Linked DNA regions of Homo sapiens: region 2 is linked to region 1. The links are chromatin loops, found by intact Hi-C in ENCODE. Cell type or tissue: B cell. All regions are shown on one strand. Each heading gives the region's core, and the rest is flanking DNA. Links, peaks and the distances in the headings are about the cores only. Region 1 overlaps DENND4A (DENN domain containing 4A). Region 2 overlaps DENND4A (DENN domain containing 4A).

What was found. A loop is a pair of places that touch in the nucleus more often than their neighbours do. Peaks named below come from ENCODE experiments on the same cell type or tissue, not always from the same donor. Only the 100,000 strongest peaks of a DNase experiment are listed, where the experiment ranks them.
Region 2: it touches region 1 in a loop (2.3-fold over the local background); 5 of 110 quality-filtered maps call a loop at or near these places.

What each region holds. Positions count from the first base shown.
Region 1 is chr15:65,730,282-65,737,972 of GRCh38, forward strand. DENND4A (DENN domain containing 4A) reads right to left here. Exons shown (of 33, transcript NM_001320835.1): 7 at 7,426-7,664; 8 at 2,471-2,537; 9 at 1,361-1,419. Among named protein-coding and RNA genes, the nearest start is that of MIR4511, 15 kb to the left of the region's middle. In B cell, for the core only: no CTCF peak of the experiment used is centred there; no DNase peak of the experiment used is centred there; H3K27ac peaks cover 225 bases.
Region 2 is chr15:65,661,813-65,669,583 of GRCh38, forward strand. It overlaps DENND4A (DENN domain containing 4A), which reads right to left. Exons shown (of 33, transcript NM_001320835.1): 28 at 6,113-6,311; 29 at 5,637-5,891; 30 at 3,533-3,650; 31 at 2,748-2,910; 32 at 2,518-2,582; 33 at 1-175. The coding sequence ends at 39. Among named protein-coding and RNA genes, the nearest start is that of SNORD13E, 31 kb to the right of the region's middle. In B cell, for the core only: no CTCF peak of the experiment used is centred there; a DNase peak (open chromatin) is centred at 1,919; H3K27ac peaks cover 1,947 bases.

The sequences.
Region 1 (7,691 bases), core at 2,692-7,691:
CTGAACTGACAAAGTAAATAAATAGTTCAGTAAGCCAGCAAGTATTTTGTTTATATAATGCTAAACAACTAGTTTCACTGGAATAATCTTTTAAATAAAGCAAAACTAATAACAAAAGCCTCTTGGTGAAATGAAAACATATGTCCACAAAAAAATCGGGGTAAGTTCATAGTAGCCAAAATGTGGAACTATCCCAAATGTCTATCAACTGATAAACAGATACATAAAACGTATATCCATACAATGAAATATTATTTGGCAATAAAAAGAAGTACTGATACATGAGGCAACATAGATAGACCTTGAAAACATTAATCTAAGTCAAAGAAGCCAGACTACATATTGTATGATTCCATTTATATGAAATGTACAGTATAGACAGATCTATAGAGACAGAATGTAGATTAGTGGTTGACTAGGGCTGCAGAGGGGTATGAGTATGTTAGAGATGGGAGGAATTAAGGAGGTTAACTGCCGAAGGGTAAAGAGTTTCTTTTTAGGGTGACGAAAATGTTCTAAAATTTATTACAGTGATAGCTGCAGAACTCTGTGAATATAATTATTGAATCATACACTTTAATTGGGTGAATTACATGATATGTGAATTATATCTCAATAAAGCTGTTACCTAAAAAAGTCCTTTATGTAATTTAGAGTGACATACATAGTCTCACTCATTGTTTCTAGTTTATTTTCAGCTCAAACAAAGGTTAAGAAAACATTTGTCACTCTGGGCTGAGAGCTAGTGATGAAATAATCTGCAATTCTTACAAAATTAATGTCAAAGATGGCAGCTAGTCTCCCTTAGGTATCTCCTATATAACTTAATCAGACTGTAACCATTTCTCTGATGAAAAAATTACACAGCTAATCAAATTTCAAGAAAGGATACTGTAGAGAAAACATACTTAATGATTTCTCTGAACTTCTAAGGTAAGAAAATACATTGTCCTATTCTACAATTTAATAATTAGAACTATTTTTTTTCTTTTGGGTAAAATTTAAAATTAATTGCATTTTAAAAAGAAAAAATTAATTGCATTTGAATGTTCTTCAGAGGTTAATTAAAGCTAAAAATAACTGTTCTCATCATCTACATACATAAATACACACACACACACACTTACACAATAGTAGGTATTTGATGATAATAGATACACAAAATACAAAACACTATTAGAAAAGTTTCCTTTTTTCATTAATAACTGCAACCCAAACATTAAGTAAAAGGAATTTAGAGAAGTAGTAGTTAAATGAGAAGTATTTCCATCAATATTTGAAATTTTAGCTAGGAAAAATAAAATATTTGAATGTTATGCTAGATTGAGAGAAAAATAAATAGAAATGAGGTTTTACTTGCCTTAGTGGAAGAGGTGAAGACACAGGCTGACTGAGAATCAGATTATCATGTGGTGATAACTGGAAGAAGATTTAAAATAAAGAATTTGAAACATAAAGATGAACTTTAAAACACCACTTTCTGTTAAAAATATATAAAATAATGATTATGCCCATGAAGTTTCAGTATATCCATTTACCAGTATCAGAACACTTTGTATCACTCACTAAGATCTTGAAAAACATGTCCTGACCCCTTTCAACTACTAATTCTTCTTACTGTGAATCCTCTTTTCTTCTGTCCTCAATGGTTTCCCCTGATGCCATTTTAACAAATTCACACTGAAAGACTAAATTATTCATTTAATACCATAATACCAGGGTCAAAAAACCTATGGCCTACATGGCAAATCCATAGATTGCCTGTTTTTGTAAATAAGGTTTTACTGAAATATAGGCATGCTCATTATTTACATATTACCCAGCTGCTCTTGTGCTGTAACAGAAGAGCTGAATAGTTGTGACAGAGATCAGATGACAAGTAAAGACTAAAATATTTAGTGTATGACCAATAACCAAAAAAGTTTGTTAACTTCCATCATAAAACAATCTTTTGTGTGTATTTAAACTGAATGTGTTATGTATATTCTTACACTACATTCCAGGAAACAAGACAGAAATCACATGTGGATATTCAGACTGAATATAAAGCTCAAAATATTATTTTTCTAGATATTTTATCTGTATCAATATAATAATGTAATTACTCTTATCTATGTTTTGAAATTTATGCACACACAACTTTCCCTTAACTTATTAAATAACTGCCAAAGGCACAAACTTTCAAATACCTACAACAAATTTAGGGGAAAAAAGTTCCTTTCTGTGTATTCAAAATGTCTACTTCAACCTACTTCTTTAATTCTTGAACCCGTTCTCTAAGAAAAGCAGGAGATGTCTGGGAGGAGTTAATAAAACATTAAGGGCCCAAACTACAACAGGTAATAGTATCTGGTTCTCTCTAAATCTCATTAGGTTTTTTTCCTCATTCAGAATTGTTATTCTTATGTTACATTTTGACAGAGCCAATAACAACTCATAGGTCCCCCAATCAAAAACAAAAAAACCTTACCTGAACTAAAATCCGTGGTCTCTGAGGAGATGGAAAAGGAACTTTATGCATAAAATGAGAAATATGCCTTGAAAACAAACAAAAGTGTAAGTGATTCCAAAGTGAACGTCATATGCTATAAAGCTCAACATGTCATCACAAGTCCAAGTTGAGTCAAAGCCCTGTGTCCCTATTATTTTGAAATCCCTAATACTATGAAAACAAGTGAACAACCAAAAATCATTCATCCCATTAAAGTTGCTTCTGCCTAAACCCAGTGACTTTTCACATTAATAGGCATTCACATTCAACAATATTTGTTATCACTGTCTTAAAAGTCTGTTTAACTTTTACCTAGATAGTATGCAATATATCAGTGATGTGGAAATTACCCAAAAAGTAAATTCTTACATTTACAATATGCTTTTTAGTCAATTGCTTGTCTTATGTACAACAAACACTTAAGGTGCTCCAGAAAAAATGAAACAGTTTAATACTTCTAAAAACTGAACAGTATTCTTTCTATTAATAATACGTTAAAAATTATATTACTGATTTTGTAGGTTTTTTCCCCAGAATAAGATGGATAAAAAGCTAGATCTATGGATTTTGTTTTTAACACTATGGAACAGAAAAAAAGCAACCATAGTGAAAAATCTTTCCTAGGGGGGAATAAGCTATTTTATTTCTGAATTTTTTTAAAAATTTTTGTTCCAGTCTGAATATGTTTGTATTATTTTTTAAAAAACATTATTTCAAAATCATCTTGGTTTCAGAATGGAGAAAATTTCAACTAGATAGACAATATTAGAAATTTATTAATTTACAAATATGTTTTGACTGTTTACTATATAAAAACACACCAACAGACATGACAGGATATGTAAAAAAGTCATAAAAAGCCACCAATGTCTACCATTAATGTGGGGAAAAGCAAGAGAGATCAGATTGTTACTGTGTCTGTGTAGAAAGAAGTAGACATAGGAGACTCCATTTTGTTCTGTACTAAGAAAAATTCTTCTGCCTTGAGATTCTGTTAATCTATGACCTTACCCCCAACGCCGTGCTCTCTGAAACATGTGCTGTGTCAAACTCAGGGTTAAATAGATTAAGGGTTGTGCAAGATGTGCTTTGTTAAACAGATGCTTGAAGGCAGCATGCTCCTTAACAGTCATCACCACTCCCTAATCTCAAGTACCCAGGGACACAAATACTGCGGAAGGCCGCAGGGACCTCTGCCTAGGAAAGCCAGGTATTGTCCAAGGTTTCTCCCCATGTGATAGTCTGAAATATGGCCTCGTGGGAAGAGAAAGACCTGACCGTCCCCTAGCCCGACACCTGTAAAGGGTCTGTGCTGAGGAGGATTAGTATAAGAGGAAGGCATGCCTCTTGCAGTTGAGACAAGAGGAAGGCATCTGTCTCCTGCCCGTCCCTGGGCAATGGAATGTCTCGGTATAAAACCCGATTGTACGTTCCATCTACTGAGATAGGGAAAAACCGCCTTAAGGCTGGAGGTGGGACATGCGGGCAGCAATACTGCTTTGTAAAGCATTGAGATGTTTATGTGTATGCATATCTAAAAGCACAGCACTTGATTATTTACCTTGTCTGTGATGCAAAGACCTTTGTTCACGTGTTTGTCTGCTGACCCTCTCCCCACTATTGTCTTGTGACCCTGACACATCCCCCTCTCGGAGAAACACCCAAGAATGATCAATAAATACTAAGGGAACTCAGAGGCTGGCGGGATCCTCCATATGCTGAACGCTGGTTCCCCGGGTCCCCTTATTTCTTTCTCTATACTTTGTCTCTGTGTTTTTTTCTTTTCCAAGTCTCTTGTTCCACCTAACGAGAAACACCCACAGGTGTGGAGGGGCAACCCACCCCTTCAATTAAAGTACTCATAATCTAAACAAACGTCAAGCAGGGGATGAATACCACAGCACATACATCTGCTTGAACTATGAAGTAGTTAGAACAGAAGAAAACAAAGTGTGATCCAAAAACCCCTAAAGATATTCAAGATCCATTCAGGGAAGATCTGCAAGGTCACAGCTATTTTTATAATAATAGTATGATGTTGGCCAGGCGCGGTAATCCCAGCACTTTGGGAGGCTGAGGCGAGTGAATTGATTGAGCCTAGGAGTTCAAGACCAGCCTAGGCAACATGGTGAAATCCTGTCTCTACAAAAAATACAAAAATTAGCCAGGCATGGTGGCATGTGCCTGCAGTCCCAGCTACTTGGAGGGGCTGAGGTGGGAGGATGGCTTGAGCCCAGGAGGTCCAGGCTGCAGTTAGCCATGATCATGCCACTGCACTCCAGCCTGGGCAACAGAGTGAGACACTGATTCAAAAACAAAAACAGGCAAGGCGCGGCGGCTCACACCTGTAATCTCAGCACTTCGGGAGGCCAAGGTGGGCGGATCACTTGATGTCAGGAGTTTGAGACCAGCCTGGCCAACAGGGTAAAACCCTGTCTCTACCAAAAATACAAAAATCAGCCAGGTGTGGTGGCACACACCTGTAATTCCAGCTACTCAGGAGGCTGAGGCATGAGAATCACTTAAGCCCAGGAGGCAGAGGTTGCAGTGAGCCAAGATCACGCCACTATACTCCAGCCTGGGCGACAGAACCAGACTCTGTGTCAAAAAACGAAAACAAAAAGAAAAAAACAAGCAAACAAAAAATTATATGATGTCATTTGCTTTCTGCACAATGTTGACATTTGCACTGACAGTGCAAGAGCATTGTGGGTAAAACTGCTGGTGACTTACTATGAATCAAGGCAGTGGCACCAAAGTGTACTAGTAGTTGCTATATTCTTTACTACTATATAATTGCAGTAAAAGAGTGTCAATATTGGCAGTAAATATTACTAATTTTATTAAGTTTTGGCTGTAGTGTACATTTTTAAAATTCTGTATGATGAAAGGGAAACTATACATAAATAACTTCTGCTGTATACAGAAGCACAATGGTTGTCTTGATTTTGGAAATACACTTGTGCAACTGAGTTGTGAGTGAACTTGCTGGTTTTCTCCCACAGAGTGCAATTTTTGTTTGAAAGATGACTGACAGGCCAGGTGTGGTGGCTCACACCTGTAATCCCCAGCACTCTAGGAGGCCGAGGCAGGTGTTTCACCTGAGGTCAGGAGTTCGAGACCAGCCTCACCAACATGGCAAAACCCAATCTCTACCAAAAATACAAAATTAGACAAGCATGGTGGCACACGCCTGTAATCCCAGCTACTGGCAATATTTGCCAATAATTAAATACAAACTTTCAAGTGGAAATTACAATTTCGCCACCATGAGCTTGAAAGCTTCCTAATGCTCAAAAACTTTTCTAAGATGGGGGTGATATTAACAAATGTGATTTTTTAATATTAATAATAAAATGTGTCTACATTTGGAAGATGGGATTAACTTGGCAAATCAGTATTTAACAAATGACCAATGCACAATGCTACAAAATAATGCATAAGTGAAAGTTCCACCCAAAAAGTCAAACAGAACAATAGATTTTTTTATTTTTTATTTTTTTGGAGATGGAGTCTCGCTCTGTCGCCCATACTGGAGTGCAGTGGCATGATCTTGGCTCACTGCAACCTCCGCCTCCCAGGTTTAAGCAATTCTCCCTGCCTCAGCCTCCAGAGTAGATGAGATTACAGGTGCCCACAACCACAGCTGGCTTTTGTATTTTTTTTTTTTTTTAGTAGAGACAGGGTTTCACCATGTTGGCCAAGCTGGTTTTGAACTCCTGACCTCAGGTGATTCACCTGCCTCAGCCTCCCAAAGTGTCGGGATTACAGGTGTGAGCCACCACACCTGCCCAGACCAATAGATTTTAATGTAACTGACAAAGTTCACTACTACAGTTTTAGATTGCAAATAACCTGTAAGAAACCAGCATTTGTCAAGCTTGGTGCAGTGTCAAAAAAAAGAATATCCCAAACTTTCTGAAAATATGATCCAAAATCCCTCCCTTTTCTACCTACATATCTGTGGGAGGCCAGGCTTTCTTTGTATATTTCAACCAAAACAACTACTGCAACAGATTGAATGCAGACCATATATGGAAGCCCAGCTATGTTTAATTAAGCTAGACATTAGAGATCTGCAAAAATGTAAAACAATGCCATTCTGCTCACTAAAGTTTTTTTAGTTTTGGAAAAGTTATTTTTCAAAAAAGACATTTATATTAACATGCAATGGGTGTGTTATCTTTAAAATAAATTGATCTGGCGATTCCATTACTGCATATATTGCCAAAGGAAAAAAAATGCATTCATCTAATTTCTCCTTTACATTCATTATATGTAAATACGGTAAGGAAATTTTTTTTTTTTGAGGCAGGGTCTCCCTCTGTCACCCAGGCTGGAGTGTAGTGGCATGATCGTGGCTTACTGCAACCTCTGCTTCCCGGGTTCAAGTGACTCTTGTGCCTTGGCCTCCTGAGCAGCTAGGACTACAGGCATGGGCCATGTCCAACTAATTTCTGTAGTTTTGTAGAGATGGGGTTTCACTATGTTGCTCAGGCTGGTCTCAAACTCCTGGACTCAAGAGATCTGCCTGCCTTGGCTTCCCAAAGTGCTGAGATTATGGGCGTGAACTATTGCACTCAGCCCCAGTAAGAAATATTTGTAAAGGTTCATAATAAATTTAAATTATATGTAAAATAAGAATTTAAAAATTAGTAAAAAATTTTCAGCATCTGTCCAGATTAGGATCTCTAAACTTCCCAAGAGCATTAAACAAATGAAACATTAATTTCATCTCACTGGAGATAAAATTATTTTAAATAACAAGACTACAAACATACAATGGAGAAATACTACCTGACTGAAATAAACCATTTTTTTCAAATAACTCTTGAGAAATCTAGTATCCATATAAAATTTACCCAGTTGCCGACACAAATTTGCCACATAATGGAAAGATCTGTCAAATGTTGAACCAAGAACACTTAACTTACTTCTCAATTGGAAGGACATGAGGCCCAGAGATGGAATAACGATACAGAAAAGTCAGAAACTTCCTGAATGCATCAAAAAAAGGCCAGTGAGAAAGAAGACAGATGCATTTGTTAGTATGAATTGTTTTGGAACTATCAGACTTCCCATCTGCTGATGTTAAACCCAAAAGAAGTCTCTGCTTTTCTGTGAGATTCTCCTCAGAGTATGGTTCATAAAACTGAATAGCAGCACCATAAACCTGCAAAACAAGTAATATATCCAGTAA
Region 2 (7,771 bases), core at 1-5,000, 71 kb before region 1:
TACAATATACATTGAATGTTTACACATACAAATACATCTTAAAGATAAGGTTCTCCAAAGGTTTTTCGACATTCCATCACCCCTGTACTTGGTGGTCTATCACAGTTGTGTGTACTCTTGACTTGACTAGGTGTGAGACGATCGTATGCCATCTTGTACTCTTTATCAAAAGCATCTGCAGAAATTGATAAAGAAATAAAAGAATAAAGAAATTTAGGTCTGATGTTGAAAACTATCAAGTTTCTATAATACTACAGAAACACAACATTAGAGGCCAAGAAGGAATTGCTAGGACATTTCTTTATCCAAAGGACCACAGCTGGATTGCACAGACCAGTGAAACTTAAAGGTTTGAAAATGCCAATTTTTAATTTTACCAGGTACAGATGTTAAAAACCACCAAATACCACACACACTTTTTTGGTACTTTGCTTTGCATACTCAATAAAAACAGTAAAAATAAATAATAGCCTTTTCCCACCAGGATTGACAAAAAGTTTTTTTGCCCATATTTTCTTTACACTAGTCCTTTTATGGTTTCATTTTTTAAATTTAAATTTTGCTTCAACAGAAATTTTTTTTGGTTTGTGTGTCCTAACTTCCTATATTATGGGCTACCTCTGGGAAAATAATCCAAATATCTGAAATCACCATGTAATGATTTTTTTTTCCCTTTTCCACATGGCAACAGATGGAGCTAACAGACTGTTACTTTTATTTTTAAGGACGTTATACCAAGGTCTGTGTGCCTTTTCCCCAGAAGATAGTCCACATGTGACAAAAAGGGACAACAGAGGTTTACAAGCTTCTGCTAAAAGTTTCTCTCAGTCTAGAAATCATGCTAACTTATTGCTTATTTTAAACACATACTGGATAAAAATTTGCCCCTCAGAGAGCCAAATGGGGTATGAATTATAACAATGTCACTAAGATCCTATTTTTCTGCTTTGGGGAGGTGACGGACCTAAGAACATCTTTCCTCTCTGAAACAGTACCACAGTGGTACCCATGAAGGCTTGTTGGAGTTGAGTCAAGTGCATGAGCAAGTGAGCTTCTCTAGCTTGGAGGTCCGGAATTTTTTAGACATTCAAGGAAATCCCACCTTTGGCAGAGGGCTAGAGTAATATCTGACTACAGTCTGGGCTTGTATTAGGTAGGGAATAAAGGGATGGTAACAAGGATCTGAATAATCCTTTTTGGTATCCTCTGTTTCACCATAGTTAAAAGGCCTAGCTCAAATAACACTATTCATGATTTTGGTTAAGTTCTGGCATCTTTCTCAAGTGGCTAGAATGACTATCCCAATGCCATTTAATAGTCTACCTTTCCTAACATTTTATTTTTTATATATATGTGTGTGTGTGTATATATATATATATATATATATTTTTTTTTTTTTATTTTTTTTTTTGGTTAGACGGAGTTTCACTCTTGTTGCGCAGGCTGGAGTGCAGTGGCACAATCTCGGCTCACTGCTGCCTCCGCCTCCTGGGTTCAAGTGATTCTCCTGCCTCAGGCGCCTGAGTAGCTGGGACTACAGGCATGCGCCACCACGCCTGGCTAATTTTGTATTTTTAGTAGAGATGGGGTTTCACCATATTGGCCAGGCTTGCCTCGAACTCCTGACCTCAGATGATCTGCCCGCCTTGGCCTCCTACAGTGTTGGGATTACAGGCGTGAACCACTGCACCTGGCTGATTTTATTATATATTATATTCCCATAGATATTTATGTTTATTTCTAGACTCCCTATTCTGTACCATTGATTTTTCCAGCTCTGCCCCTGGTAGCATTACCCTGATGTAATTACAGTAGCTTCTAGAAAAGAATCACCTTCTGTTGATTCTTTTTTTATCAGATAAGGTCTTGCTCTACAGCCCAAGCTGGCATGCAGCTGCACCGTCATGGCTCACTGCAGCCTCGACTGCCCAGGCTCACATGATACTTTCACCTCAGCCTCCCAAGTAGCTGGGACTACAGCCATGTGCCACCACATCTGGCTAACTTTTTTTTTTTTTTGGTAGAAATGGGGTTTCACCATGTTGCCCAGGCTGGTCTCAAACTCCTGGCCTCAAGCGATCCACCCACCTTGGCCTCCCAAAGTGCTGGGATTACAGACATGAGCTACCGCACCCGGCTCCTTTCAATTAAATAATTTTTCCTGACTAGTCCTTTTCTTGTCAGATTAACTTTTAAAAATTGAAATATAATCCATATACCATACAATTCACTAACTTAAAGTGTACAATTTAGTGTTTTTTTGGTATATTCACAAGATTGTACAACTATCACCACTGCCTAATTCCAGAACATTTTCATCTCACCAAAAAGAAACCTTATACCAGTTAGCAGTCACTCCCTATTCACCCCACCTCTTGGTCCTTAGCAACAACTAATCTACCTTTATATAATTACAGATTTAATATTACTAATAAAGTATAACTACTAATATAAAAATACTTTGAAAACTATTCCATGATATATAAATATTACATATTAGATATAAAGCTAAATTACCTATATCAATGTTTTCTCTTCCCAGTGCCACAAGTGAGAGAAATAGTATTTCTCTGTATAAACTCCTAGGGAGAAAAAGTCATGGAGAAAATATTAGTATCCATATAGTCCATATGTTCCCTATAAAAAATTTAATGCTATCATAAGCATGAGATATTCTAACAAATTACTAAGCAAACAATATGAATCTGCCTAGGAGAACAATATATTCGTCTAAGAGAAGGACTTACCTCTGTCTTTTAAAATGTGGACACTTATTCAGTGTCTCTAAAATCTGACTCATTGGTCCATAGACATCATTCATTTTAATGCTTTTTACCATACTTTTCAACAGTTCCTGGTTAAATGAGTTATCACTTTTTTGCAATAAATGGACCATTGGATATTTTTGGGCTGTAAACGAACAAAAGAACAGATGAAGGAAAATGTTCTGTGTAGAAAGGAGAAAGAAATTAAGCAGCAACTGACAGATATTAAGTTACAAAGCACTAAAAATAAATTAAGGGCAATAGATAAAGAAATAGGAATCCAAGAATGAAGAAAGCAAAAAATAAGACAAATAATGACAAAAAAAGGTCTAAAGCTTTCTGTGGTCTTAAATAGACAATAACTAAGAATATTGTTTCCCTTAATACAGCCTCTGATGAAAATTCTAAATCAGCAGCCTGGGATGGAAACAAATAAAAAATAAGTAAAAAGAAGAAATTGGGATGAGCAATGTGCTGAAAGCTGAATTCTGCAAAACACAACCAACCCCTCCAGCACATACACAGCACCCCTCAAAAAACCAAACCAAAACAAAAAACAAAAAACAAAAAAAAACCCTTAGACCTCCATAGAAGGTAGCACTAAAAAAATCAAACACTCACTCTCAAACAAAAGAGTACGACTTTGACCTGTAAGACAAAAAGTAGTACAGTAAAATAAAAGTCAGTTATACATTGGTTTATGCTATTTAAAGCTAGTAGAGATTACTCTCATATGAACAAAGTCAGCATTCTATGATGGCACTTACTGTGTGCATTCCAGAGAATGTACAAGGGCTGTCCCGGATCCTGATGTAACTTCATATTGTCCCATAACATTTGTATTAAAACATATTTGCTATCTTCAGACATACAGTGGCGGGGAATCTGTGTTATACAATAAACATTCATTAATGATCCTTACATGATAATTTTTCATAAGTATTTTATAAAATTCTTATAAATATTTTTTAGGATGTATATGTGCGAGACAGAAAAGAGAACAGAAAAAGACTGATTTATCTACATTTGATATCTACTACAGGAAGATGGGCTGTGTGGAAAAGCTAATGATCTCTAAAGATCAGATATAACAAAGTACTTGAGATCCGTGAGAAAGGGTACCAAGAAGAACTCATCTTGCTCCTCTTGCTCATGATTGAAAGTCACAGAAAGATAAATCCAGGAGTCCCATCCTATATCATCCAACACCCTGGCCCAGATAACGCTGAGTTCACATCTTTGTCACTCATGTATGATGTACTGAAAATCCGAAGCACATGCACAATCATAGGCATGCAGCACAAGAAGAGAGAAGGCAAGGTTCCTGAACTTAGAGACCACCATTTAGTGGCAGTGGCAGTATATGAAAAAGTAAAGACACTTTTATAAAACAACATACCGAAAATACAAATGAACATATAACAAACAAATGGCCTAAATGTTAAACAAAAATCCAGGGTAAAGGAATGACGAGAGTGGTAGCACATGATTGCAATATGAATTTCAATAGTCCCCCTTTATCCTCAGCAGCTATATTCCAAGACCTCCAATGGATACCTATAACTGCAGATAGTACCGAACCCTATATATACTGTATTTTCCTATACATACATACTTGTGATATTTAATTTATAAATGAGGCACAAAAAGAAATTAACAATAACTAATAATAAAATAGAACAATTAAAACAATATGCCAGCATCACTGCTTTGTGCCATTAAGTAAAACAGGAGTTACATGAACACAAGCACTGTGATACCATCACAGTGGGTCTGATAACAGAGATGGCTACTCAATGATTAACAAGCAGGTGGCATACACAGCGTGGATACACCGAACAAAGGGATGATTCACATCCCAGATGGGACAGCACGAAATTTCATCATGCTACTCAGAACAGCATGCAATTTAAAACTTATGAAGTGTTTCTTTCTGGAAGTTTCCACTTAATATTTTGAGACCACAGTTACCATGGGTAACTGAAACCTCAGAAAGGAAAACCATGAATAAGGAGGGACTGCTGTATAGATATCCTTAAAAAGTGTTAGGCTTGGGCTGGACACAGTGGCTCCTGCCTATAACCCCAGCACTTTGGGAGGCTGAGACAGGAGGGTCACTTGAGCCCAGGGGTTAGAGGTCACAGTGAGCCATGACCACACCACTGCACTCCAGTCTGGGTGACAGGGCGAGACCTTGTGTCAAAAAAAAAAAAAAAAAAAAATTAGGCTTGTTTTGAAAGAAGTACAAGATGTAAGTGGGCCTAACTCACAAATCTGCTTCCTAAGAGTCATTTCCAGTTTATTCTTGAAGCAATAGCAAAAATTCAAGTACGTTTAATGTAAATTTTAGGAGAAGGCAAAAAAAAAAGACTCTTATTGCTAGCCTGTAAGAAGAAAATATTATTTGTAAATACAACTAAAACAATTCTATTTATCTAATGACCCAGAGGGCTATTAAAAATATTTAGCATAGGCTGGGCACGGTGGCTCACGCCTGTAATCCCAACACTTTGGGAGGCTGAGGCAGGTGGATCATAAGGTCAAGAAATCAAGACCATCCTGGCCAACATGGTGAAACCCCGTCTCTACTAAAAATACAAAAATTAGCTGAGCGTGGTGGTGTGTGCCTGCAATCCCAGCTACTTGGGAGGCTGAGGCAGGAGAATTGCTTGAACCCTGTAGCTGGAGGCTGCAGTGAGCCGAGATAGTGCCACTGCACTCCAGCCTGGCGAAAGAGTGAGACTACGTCTCAAAAAATAAAATAAAATAAATTTAGCATAAAAACAGACCTTACTTTTTAATCATTAGGAATATGCAAACATTACAATGGTAACAGAAGCATTCATTGCCTTTTAATTTTTAGTCTCATACCTTTGAATACTTGTTACAGTGCTCAGAAGAAAGAATCAATCCAGGTAAGTTACTGGGCAAGTCAAGACGTCTGAAATACCATACCAGGTTCCAAAAAACAATTGGATGATGGTCCACAAAGTCTGCTACTGTTATTGCATGATCACCTTCATTTTCCAATAAGCTTTCAAGTTCTTTCCATACCACTAAAGGACTAAGATACGGAACAGTGACAGGATCGGGACTTGGAAGGTGCCATTCTAAACCTAAAGAATCCTGTTGAATAAATAAAAACCATAAATGGCAAATGCAAAATAATACTAAGCCATTAAAAAATTCAATGATTCCCATATGAGTAGAAAAGTAATATAATTGTATCATGGGATAAGAGACTCTTCTTGGCAATAATAAAGCTAATAAGACTACTTAAGACAAGGGGAACAAAATCATACGTAAGTGATCAATTTCCAAATAAAAAAATACACCAAAATACATACTGTAGCTCCTTGTAAAGTAGCTGGCAGGCTGCCTGTAGAAATGAGCTTCTGTCTTCCAGTATCTTCCTTATCCAAGGGGCCAGAAGTACTAATACTCCTGGCCATTGGAAATATTGGACATTTAGACATAGCTGTTTTTGATCTATTAGCAGGGATCTGAATACTTCGGGTGCAAAAATTTTCCTGCAGTTTAGATTTGCTTGGGAATTGAAAAAAGAAGAAAGTGTATCAGTGTCTAGATTTACTTTACTTCATCAACAAGGATCATGTTCTCTCTCTCTCTCTCTTTTTTTTTTTTTTTTAAGACAGAGTCTTGCTCTGTCACCCAGGCTGGACTGCAGTGGTGTGATCTCAGCTCACTGCAACTTCTGTCACCTAGGCTCAAGCGATCCTCCCACCTCAGCCTCCCGAGTGGCTGGGACTACGGGCACACGCCACCATGCCTGCCTAATTTTTGTATTTTTAGTAGAGATGGGGTTTTGCCATGTTGTCCAGGCTGGTCTCGAACTCCCAGGCTCAAGCCATCTGCCCACCTCGGCCTCCCAAAGTGCTGGGATTACAAGTGTGGGCCACCACTACCGGCCATGTTCTTCTCTTTAGAATCCGAGCTAGATGGTCGGGCGAGGTGGCTCACACCTGTAATGCCAGCACTTTGGGAGGCTGAGGTGGGTGGATTGCCTGAGGTCAGGAGTTCGAGAGCAGCTTGGCCAACATGGTGAAACCCTGTCTCTACTAAAAATAGAAAAATTAGCCAGGTGTGATGGCAGGCGCCTGTAATCCCAGCTACTTGGGAGGCTGAGGCAGGAGCATTGTTTGAACCTGGGAGGCAAAGATTGCAGTGAGCCAAGATTGCACCACTGTACTCCAGTATGGGCAACAGAGTGAGACTCTGTCTCAAAAAAAAAAAAAGAATCAGAGCTAGACATGGCAACATGAATGAAAGGAAATGCTACTCAGGCTTCAGCTGGGAAACAGGATATATTTTTAAGTAGTATAGTCATGATAAATTTCCTTTTTTATCAAATCAACTGTAAATATTCAAAATTCATTCATTTATTCAAAACATTTAGTAGACTTCTATATAGCAGAAAGCACACTAGACCATGGGGATAGAAAGCAGAGAAAAAAGGCACATATTCCTTCAGGAGTCACAACCCAGGAGACAAAGATAAGGGCTACAATAGACCGGTGATGAAAGAAGGTGCACAAACAGATTTTTGGTTTTATTAAGTAATCAAGATCACACAGGTCACGTTAGCCTGCCAACACTATACAGGCATTTTTTGGCACATGCAGCTACCAATATGGCTTCATCTGTCCAGCTATATATGGCTTATTTGGCACTTCCGCACAATGGAATTGATTTCTGCATCAGTTTTAAGTGTAGATTTACTTATATTAGGCTTACTATATAAATTTTAGTTTAATTTCGCAGTTCCTATATCAGCTCCAAATGTTTTCTTAGATTATTAAATATTCCCTAGGTAGAAAATTAAATATTAAAAAGTAGTAGTATTGACTTAATTCCTGAAGAGATAGAGACAAGAAAAAAGATAGTCATTATAAACCTCAAGTGTTCTACATTTTTTTTACCTTTAAAATACTAGTAAACATTATCATATATACATACAGCTTAAACTCTGGGGATTAATAAAGCAT